2 separate regions of the Mus musculus genome follow, and region 2 is linked to region 1. Evidence: chromatin contacts called from ENCODE Hi-C data. All regions are on one chromosome and are shown on one strand. The core of a region is the stretch at or near the end of the contact, and the rest is flanking DNA. Distances in the headings are between cores, read along the strand shown. Region 1 holds the start of Piwil4 (piwi-like RNA-mediated gene silencing 4). Region 2 holds the start of Hspa8 (heat shock protein 8).

The links. A loop is a pair of places that touch in the nucleus more often than their neighbours do.
Region 2: a map of T-helper 2 cell shows a loop between it and region 1 (25-fold over the local background). The contact joins the promoter of Hspa8 here to the promoter of Piwil4 in region 1. A Hi-C loop is called at or near these places in 5 of 37 maps with a recorded cell type or tissue (T-helper 1 cell, T-helper 17 cell, T-helper 2 cell and 1 more).

The regions. Positions count from the first base shown.
Region 1 is chr9:14,736,966-14,742,444 of GRCm38, reverse strand. It overlaps Piwil4 (piwi-like RNA-mediated gene silencing 4), which reads left to right and starts at 1,773. Exons shown (of 20, transcript NM_001368831.1): 1 at 1,773-1,987; 2 at 2,991-3,054. The coding sequence starts at 1,901.
Region 2 is chr9:40,797,834-40,802,570 of GRCm38, reverse strand. It overlaps Hspa8 (heat shock protein 8), which reads right to left and starts at 1,295. Exons shown (of 9, transcript NM_031165.5): 1 at 1,223-1,295; 2 at 444-653; 3 at 1-153. The coding sequence starts at 648.

The DNA.
Region 1 (5,479 bases), core at 524-3,023:
AGCTCATCTCTGAGCGTGTCTCAGCTCTCCTTTAGAGCTTCTATGTGGTTGAGAATGGAGAGGTCTAGTGCATCTGTCAGTTTTAGGGACTTGGTGAATCTTTTGAGTTGTATTTCCTCAACCTAAGAGTTTGCCTGCTGGATGGAACATGTCCCTCCCCTGGTGCTTTGTACCCTTTCTGCTACCCTGTGTTAGTTAGCCAAAAGCTGTTGACTGGGAATTTGGAGCATCCCTCCAGAAATACAAGGCTTCATCTCATAGAAAACTGCTCCAGAGTGACCAGCTCCTCTAGGAAGGTCACAGCAGACCTCTTGACATAGTACCCACAGGCCTCTGGTACAATACTAACTTTACTGACAGACAAGCATGTGGTGACTTGTCCGTATTGACACAAGTGCTTTGTCTCCAGTAAAGTCACCCTCGAAGTTCTCCCTCATCCCTCTGGCTATGCCTCTCTTAAGAGTTTACAAGACTGTATATCCGTTGCCTGAGTTACAAATAAACACCATGTTTGATTTAAATCTAGCTATTTAAGCACTTTTAAAAAGAAACCCAGAAGCACATTTTCCTGCACAAACCAGTACAAAGTTAAACTGTATTTCTTATATATTTGATTTGAGATTTTTTTTTAAACTTTGCAAACCACATCTAGGAGATGTGGCACTTGTGCATTTTATGTGTGGTGTTAGTTTCTCTTGATTCTGTTGGTTAAGAGGGCAGAAAAGATATCTGGTATTCTTGGTCACTTGGTTACCCTAAATATATGATTGCCAGTGGCTCAGATGACAAGTGACAAGACAGAATTCTTCAACACATTATTAAGTTCCTTATACCTAAGGCAAAATCTTGAATACATTATTGAATTCTAATTTCCTAATGGCTAACAGATTGACAGCTGCACATTTGGCATGCTTTGGGGTTGGTTTTTTTTTTTTAATTTTATTTTTCATTGCAGATTTATTTGGCAATGTACAGTACATTTTGTAAACTTGCATCAAGTTTATGAATAAAGAACCATTTAAAACTAAAATAAAAAAAATAAATATTTTTATATGTGGGTCTGTGTGTGCACCGGGAGCACACAGGAGTCAAGGATGCTAGAAGAAGGTGCCAGGTCCTCTGAAGCTGGAGTTCCACACAGTTGTGGGTCACTTCGTGGGTGCTAGGAGGCAAACCCTGGTCCTCTGAAAGAACAAGAATATACTAACCATTAAACCCTCTCCAGCCCCAATCTAATTTCTTTAAGATTTATTCGAATTGTTACATCCATTTTGGGTCATTCCAAACGTTTGTGTAATGGCCTGTCTACTAACCTCCCCCCCTCCCCCCGTTTCACCTCACCCCTTCTCAGGATACACCCTAACAAGACTCAGAGAAGCACACCTTATGACCGTCCCACAAGCTTCCCTCACACTTCCAGAGTGGTGTGTGATGCCATTCTATATACATTTATGATTGGGTAATTTCTAAAAACCAGGAGCAGAGAGATACATCCTCAAATGATAAAGACTGTATGCTGGGTATTTATAGCAAATGAGGGACACAGAGGAAGGCAAAAAAAAAGGTATAGGGGAGAGCGAGACAGAAAGAATAAAAAAGAAAAAGAAAGACATAGACAGAGAGGGGGGCAGGGGAGGAGGGAGGGACGAAGAGAAGGAGAGAGATTCATGCAATGCTAATAGGTGCCCACCCCCGCCTTGCCGCGCCCATCATGCGCCTGCGCATTCTGGGGGTCCACCGGGCCCTGCCCACCCACGCTCGGGTTGCTGTTTGTAGTAACTATCTTGGGAAGCTTGAATACTCCCAAACTCCGAGTCACAGCCACACCGTCTCTTTTGCCAAAGAGAAAACACTCCTGTTGAGGCTCACCAGCCCTGGAAAGCCGCTGGCACCCAGGAACATGAGTGGACGGGCCCGTGTGAGAGCGCGAGGCATCACCACTGGCCACAGTGCTAGGGAAGTGGGGCGGTCCTCAAGAGACCTCATGGTGAGTACTTCTGTCTATCCTTCCTTTGGCTATCCTGGGCAGTGTTTTCTTCTACATGCCTGTCTAACTCCTTTGAGGCTTTCCCACCTTTTTCTTTCAAGTAGATACCATGGAAGTGCAAAAGGCACTCTGGCTAGGAGGTGCATAGCTGCCTTCTATTTTCTTAGCTTTAATTCAGTCGCTGTAAATTGTGTGTGAAAGAATGAGAAAAACAAAGAATAAGCAAAAGACAGACCAACAGACTAAATAAAGCCTGAAGTATCTTCACTTGCCTTGGTGTGATACACTTGGTTCTGGTAAATGGTACTAGAAATCGTCTCAAATTCTGATGTGGAAAGATTCACCTGCTGTTGGTTCAGCAAATACTTGGAGTGTGGCTGTTCGCTGGGTGGTCAGACAGAAACAATACTGAATAAGAACGACACATCTACTGTTTGGAGAACCTTTTAGACTCAGGCCACACAGGTTTGTGATCATTTTGTCATTGTTATCATTTAGTAGAGTTCTCTTGACTTTGCTCTTTTTTTTTTTTTTTTTTTTTTTTTTTTTAAACAGACCAAGATACAATAATTTCTTGGACAAAGAAGTTTCTGCAGAGACAGTGTCAGTCTCTGTCCTTCCCTGTGTTGAGAGCTGGCTTTGGTTCAGTTCATCCCCAGGGGTCATCCCTGTGCTGAGGGATCACCCCACTTCCATAGCTCACTCACACTTCTGGGGCCTAACGCTGTTGTTATCTGGGTAGCTATCTGGGGCTGTTGTCTGTTATCAGATGGTAGCATGACTCAGCTAAATGCACTTGGCAAGGAGAGCACTCCAGCTTCCCCTTGGCCTTCTGTGGAGAATGGCCACCTCCCTCTTGCCCCTCAAGGGCATCTACCTCTAGTGTTTTCTGCTCCTGGATCATGGTAATCTACAGTATGAGACATGATACTGTTCTTGTCTTTTGATAATGTCATGGGTTGTGATTCGTTTAAGTCTGAGCAAACTTCCTACCTCTTTGTAGGTTACATCTGCCAGTCCTGGGGACAGCGAGGCCGGAGGTGGGACAAGTGTCATTTCACAGCCATGTAAGTATCTCTGGATCTGCCTCCCTGACCTCCTTCAGCCTGAGTGGAGTAAGAGGACTCACCAAGCCCGAGACACCAGACCGCACCGCCTGCTCTGCAACGGTTCCCTGAGGGATCCTCCTCAGAAGTTCACTGTGGCTTCGCTGGCGTCCTGGTGTTCCTCAGGACACCGGGATTCAGATGGGGAAGCCATCTTCTGATTCCTTCTGCTCAGCGAATCATTTTGAAACCCCACCAACCTGGAGACAGAGTGTTCCGAGCCCAGCTAAGCTCATACTGTGTTCTTGAAAATGACCTTGAACTTCGGACTCTCCTCTTCCCTCCCCAGCCCTTCAGTTCTGGCTGCAGGTGCACCAGACCCATTTTATATGGTTCTGGGGATTGGATTCAGGGTCTCGTGCTTGCTAAATAAGCACTTTGCTAACTGAGGTACATTCCCAGCCTTTGAAGAACACATTCCAAAAATACAGAGCAGTGACATCAAAGTGCCCATTTTCCAGGATGGGAGAAACCAGCGACACACAACTGTGATCCTTCCATCAGTCCTCCTTGCAAAGCCTGGTTCAGTTCCAGGGGTCTTGTCCACTCCGGGCCACACAGCCTAAGTTGCCTTGCCAGGTGTATTGGGTTCTGCCTGGGCTGCCGTGAGGAAGTACCATAGACTGAGGGGCTTCAATAAGAGACATTTGTTTGCCCCTGATTCTAGAGGGTTGAAACGAATCTGAGAACATAGTGCATTTCATATCCCTGGGTGAAAGCTGTTTACCACGTCCTGTATTGTGAACATGCAGGGAAGTTATTGATTTCTGGTCAGTAAGCTGTAAGCGCTGAGGTGCCACAGGCTCTCAGAGTCCATCTCTGGTGTGGTCTGATCTGAACTGCAATGAGAATGTGCTTGTGACACAGAAGGCCTGCTGTGAGAGGCAGCATGCTGGCCTGCCTGCCTCTGCCACTGTGACATTATCATGAGTAACTCAGCATGCAGACAGTCCATCCTTTACAGTAATAGACATATAACCTGATTTTTCCCCTTTTAACTCTTAAGTGTACAGTTCTGTTTTCTTCCTTTTTTTTAAAAGATGCATTTATTTATTTGATGTATGTGAGTACACTGTGGCTCTCTTCAGACACAGCAGAAAAGGACACCAGATCCCATTACAAATGGTTGTGAGCCACCACGTGGTTGCTGGAAATTGAACTCAAGACCTCTAGTGCTCTTAACCACTGAGCCGTCTCTTCAGCCCCAGTCCCAGGGTTTTAAGCTCACTCTTATCGTACAGTTACTGCTGGCATCTATCTCTGGCACTCTTTTGTATGGTAATACTGAAACTTATTTGTTAAAAATAACTCTCCACTTCCTATCCTTTCAGTTTCAAAGAACCACAATTCTATGGTAGTATGAACTTTTTGGTTTTTTGTTTTAAACACAGTTTCTCTGTGTATCCCTGACTATCCTGGAACTCTTTGTGGAGGCCACACTGGCCTTGAACTCTGAGATCTGCCTGCCTCTGCCTCCAAGTGTTGGGACTATAGGCATGTGCCACCACTGCCCAGCCTGGTTTGAACTTTTTAAAAATCAAGATTTTATTTTCTGTGTAGTGTGTGTGTGTATGTGTGCGTGTGTGAGGCCAGAGGCACTGGGTCCTCCTGACGTAGTTGTAAACCACATGCTGTGGGTTCTGGGAATCCAACTGGTCTTTTCCAAGAGCAGCATGTGCCCTGGCCCTGGCAGCTCGAAATGCTTAAACTGTCTAAAAATCACTTACGATCTAGAACAGTGAGAAATATAGATAGTCAGTTAAAATCAATCTCTGAAAATGAAACGGAGGGACAGTGCAATCAGGGACTACATTGTAGGACAGATGAACCCTGAACCCAGAGGGTCAGCAGACCGTTAGGCATGTTGTTTTGCCCTAAAATCCTGAATTTTGACGATTAAAAGTACCTTCCAAGTGGTGATGGCATTTAAAAACTGTACTCACTTAAACAGAAGTCACTTAGATACAAACAGACTTCTTTCGGTCTTTTTATGACCTATAGTAAATGGTAGACTTTTCTTAAGGAATAATCTAGCATGATTGTTGCTGTCCGTGCCTGGGCAGTTTCTCTTTCCACTGGGAAATGTGAGAGACTCAGCAAGTCAGTGTGGATTGTCCCCGCTTGGAACGCTTCAGAGCTCAGGGAGAAGGAAGGATAGTCGCGTGTTAACAGGTGGGAGCAGTAGCCTGACCCAAGAAGAGGACATCTATGGCACTGTAAAAGCTAACACTAAGCCTTATTTCTAATTAAACATTCCCTGCCTTTTCTATAATTTTCAGCGTTGGTACAGTCAGGAATGTGTTGGCAGCACAGGCACATCTTATTGAAAACTGCAAGTTTTGACGGTCAGTGTGGTTTTGATGGAGAGGGTGCGCATGGTCCAACA
Region 2 (4,737 bases), core at 46-2,545, about 26 Mb before region 1:
ACACTTCCTCTGGGTAGAAACTTTTTGTCTCCCCTTTGTATTCCACTTGGACCTTGGGCCTGCCTGCATCATTCACCACCATGAAGGGCCAGTGCTTCATATCAGACTGAACAACAGCATCATCAAACCTACGCCCGATCAGACGTTTGGCATCTGTAAAATATTAAACATACCTCATCACACTCCTTAGTGCCTATCACTGCAAAAAAAAAAAAAACCAAAAAAACAGAAAACAAAAACCTGCAGCACCCATCTAGATGGACGTAATCTCTAGTGCAGGAAGCCAAGGCCCATATTTAAAATCTTGTGGCCTTATATTGTCATATTTAAACAGTTGCAATCTCAGGCTGCAGTTATTAAGGCAGATCTGTTTCTACATTCCAAATGCCCTGCCCCCCAGCCCTTTTACTCATGCTAGTGGCACAAAGATGCTGGCGACTTACCAAAAACTGTGTTGGTGGGGTTCATTGCAACCTGATTCTTGGCCGCATCCCCAATTAATCTCTCTGTGTCCGTGAAAGCAACATAGCTTGGCGTGGTGCGGTTACCCTGGTCATTGGCAATAATTTCCACCTTTCCATGCTGGAAGACACCCACACAGGAGTAGGTGGTGCCGAGATCAATGCCAACTGCAGGTCCCTTAGACATGGTTGCTATTAGAAAAAAAAAGGAGGGGGGCTAAGCACTCGCTTTCCGGCTTTTATCCAGTCCGCAGTGGGTCTGGACTTGGTGACCCAGACCTATCACCTGAAGCCACGCGGCAGGCTCGTGGCAGCAGTGCTGCAGTATAGGTGGTCTGTGCCAAGCCTGGCACAGCCCGCCCAAGGCTCAAGGAACCATCTGTCCTAAAGGTCTGCGACAATGGTGGAGCACGTGGCCACCTCCGAGCGCCCCCCGAACCCCCCCCACCCGGACCGCGCACCGCGGGAGCCAGGATCCCCCTTTCCCACCTCGGGGGGCCCTGCCCTGTGGGCGCCGGGCAGAAGCCTTATATTTGAAGTCACAGACAGGATAAAAAGACCAGGGCGCCTGTGGCTCCCCTCCCCCGCCACGCGGAGCCACAAGGCCATGGCGGCGCCGCCCTGACTCAGCCCATCCTCCGGATCTGCTGCAGTCTCTGTCCCTGGTGGTGACGGCCTGAGCTGCAGCCGCCGCCTAAGAGACTCCCCGGGACTCCTGCACCACCCCGGACCCCCGCAAACCCCCGAGTCCCATGCCTCACCTTGTGTGTAGGCCCAGCTGCGCTGACGACGAGACCACACAAATGCCAGGCAGCTGCCTCCGCGTTCAATGAGACCGGTTTCCGCCCGCTTCCCTCTCTCTTATACCCTGTCTTAGAACCTTCCAGAAGGGTGCCGCCCCATCCCGCTGCCGATCATAGCTTCTTAGCCAATGGACGACCAGCCCTTGCCGACTGCACTAATGAAGAGCCAGAACGCTCGCCTAGGTCCCGCCTTCTCCCCGCCCCGCCTCGCGATGACGCACGACCGCGGCGTTCTGGAACTTTCACGCTCGCCCCCGCTCTGGGAACGGCCCGGGGGGAGCGGAGAAGGCGGGGCGCCGGGAGCCCGCGCGCGGGAGTCCTCTGTCACTCAGAGCTGCTGGGGGAGGGGAGAGGGTCGCCGGCGAGTGCGCGTGCGCGACCCGGCAGCGCAGGCGGGAGGGGGCGGAAGGATGCCCTGGGAGGAAGGCGGGTACCTCCGCGACGGACCAATGAGAGCAGCGTTCGGCCGGATCCCTACCTCTTGGGACCCCGGGCTGCCTGAGAGAAGAGCCTGAGGGAGGGGGAGTCCGGGAAGAGAAGACGGAAGTGGGGCGAGGACAAAATGGCTGCGAAGGTTGTTGCGCCCCTCCCCCACACGACCCTCGGTCCTTCTCCCTGAGCCCGGCGGTTTCCCGGCCTCGGGCTTGGTCCACCCCAGCCTGAGACTAAGGAGCACTGCTAGGCTTCTTGTTTCGTGCTGCCAGCTTGTGGGAGGCTAAGCCGCCGCGCTATCTCGCTGGCTTTCCCCACCCCTCACCCCCCACAAAATGGGACACCTCGATTCCCCCCCCCCCCAGTGCGGAGGCTCGATCTGCCTGGCTCGCCACATGTCCCCAGGATCGTTTGTGATCCTCTATCAAAGAAATGGCCCAGTCCTCTCTGCTTACCCCTGAGCCGAACGCCCCTCCCCACCTCCGCTGTCCCACAGGGGACAGCGTGACCTCTGTCCCCTCTCTGCTCCACCAGACTCATCAGTTAATGGAATAAATGTACGAAAGATAAATGTTTTTTGTCCCTTTGTGGGTGAGCTAGGCACTGGCATTCCTGGTTTCCGGCAGCCCCGTGTCCTTGATAGAGTGATCGCGACCTTTTTATTTTCAGTAACATGAGGTAATGTCTCTCCTGACTTGACTTTTACCAAAAATTAAACGCCCGGCCGCGCTGAGTCCTTGAAAACGTGACTGAGCCAATGGCCGGAGCGAGTGCTTAGACTCTGAAACCGCAGTGCCTGGAGGCTGGGCGTTCCGGGCCTCGTCACACCCGGCTCTCTAGCACTTTCCACGCGTCCTTTCAAATAGGCAGGGAGTGCAGCTCTTTATTAGTTAGATAGGTTGTCTTTTTATTTTTTAAAGAATACTGTTGTGGCGTTTAAATTGGAAGGTCTCCAGACCACGTGAGGAAGGCTAGCGGAAGACCGGGGACTCTTTGTCCTTGTCAAAAGCTAGTAATCACTAAGACAGTCATAAATAAATTTTTTCTTTGGTATTTGCATCTCGGGAGGAATGTTGGCTTGGAGTTCATGGGAGGATGTACAAGGATGTAACTCTGTTGCAGTTCAAGAAGATCGTTTTAATACAATGCTTTTTGCTAACCTAAAGTGTACATAACATGTAAAGTGCTCTCTATAAATATCAAAACACTTTTCTAAGGTATGTAGTACCCCATATTAGAAACCTGAGGGAAAGTGAGACACAGAGACATTACTTATAGGAATAGACACAACTGTTTTTTCTTGGAATCACCCTCTCCACTTTTTTCTTTTTTCTTTAAGCTAAGGTGTGGTGGTTCGAGCTTTTAGTTAGCACTGAGGAGAAGGATCAAAAGTTTTGCTAGACAGAAGTTAGGATATATGAGACTGTCAGTCTGTAAGTAAATTTTTAAAAATTTAGAGCCGGAGTCTGTTTCACAAGCTTACATTCTGGGATGGGAGGTGGGTGGTTCAGGCCTGTGACCCTTGCGACTCCAGAGTCTAAAACAAGGCCTGCCTGCCCTGCCCTGCCCAAACAAAGGCTTGCCTGAGCAACTCAGTGAAACCCCGTCTCAAAAGAAGTCAAACTGAGGCAGCATGGGGAGACAGGAAATGCTGAGGGTAGGAGAAGGAGAGAGCAGGCCCCTTGCCTGGCAATCCAGTTGAAGCCTCTTGCCAGTGGAAAAATAAGAATTCCAGCAAATTAACAACTCCTTAGTACCCTTCTACCTTCCCAGCCATGAGCCTGCAAGCTTCCAGGAATCTCACCAGAAACCCCATCTACAGGGAAAAGACTTGACTAACTCTAGTGAAGTCTTTTTGTTTGTTTGGTTTTGTTTTTGTTTTTTGAGACAGGGTTTCTCTGTGTAGCCCTGGCTGTCCTGGAACTCACTTTGTAGACCAGGCTGGTCTGGAATTTAGGAATTGGCCTGCCTCTGCCTCCCAAGTGCTGGAATTAAAGGCGTGGGTCACCATGCCCGGCTTCTAGTGAGTCTTAGTGGCCCCAGGCTTCACTTTATCAGATGACCATTCCAGCCGAGGCATCTCAGGAGCCAACCTATAATCTCACTTATCAAGAGACAGAAAAGGAGGAGGGGACATTTGAGGCCCTGCAAGACAGGGGGTTGTAGATTAGTGCAGTCTCAGCTTCCCTCTGCAGAGAATGCCGGTTAGGTTAATGCTGAGTTCAATCGACTGATAGGTGCTCAACCTTACAGGGATGTCGTATCACCTCCCAGACTCAGGAAGCATGAGGGAAGAGGGGGTTGAAAGAAGAAAGAGGCAGAGGATTATGACATCCTGGGCATGACATGGCAGTGGCACTCCGGAGTCAGTGGCTGCCATCACTGCATGGGATCCTCTCAAGACGGACTGTCTAAATAGTCACAAATGGGGAGGGGCTCAGGGGCTCTGCCTCACCCTAGTGGAGAGGAAGTCTGTCTTCAGTGGGGAACCACTGGTGTGAGTAAGCTTTGCTCTAGCTGCTAAGCGCACACTTGGGCCCACAAAGGCAGCCTTCATTAATCCTGTGGGTCACAAAGTAAAGTCAGAAGTCCTGAAAGTGGAATGGGGATCTTTTAAAGAAGATTTATTTTTATTACTGTATCTACGTGTAAGGGTGTCAGATTACCTGAGAGTAGTTATAGGTGGAGGCGAGGTATAATTTTCTAGGGCTTCTGGCCAGATTAATCACTGCTAAATTCCAGTCCCAGGCCAAGAAGGTAGAACTCTGGTCTAGTATGATCCCCGACACCTCACAGGTCCACACCCCTGCACATACACACCACACATACACACATGCACAGAAATAGTTTTTAGACAGAAGAATTAATCTCTGCCTTTGTCACTCAAAATGTGCTCTTGAATTTGAGCTGTTTTTACTATCTAATATATCAAAAGCACAAAAGACCACCTAGCTCGATGGGTAAAGTGCTTGCCATGCAAACCTGAAGACATGAGTTTGATTCTTGGAAGCTATTGAAAGAAAGGGGGAAGAGAGAGAGAG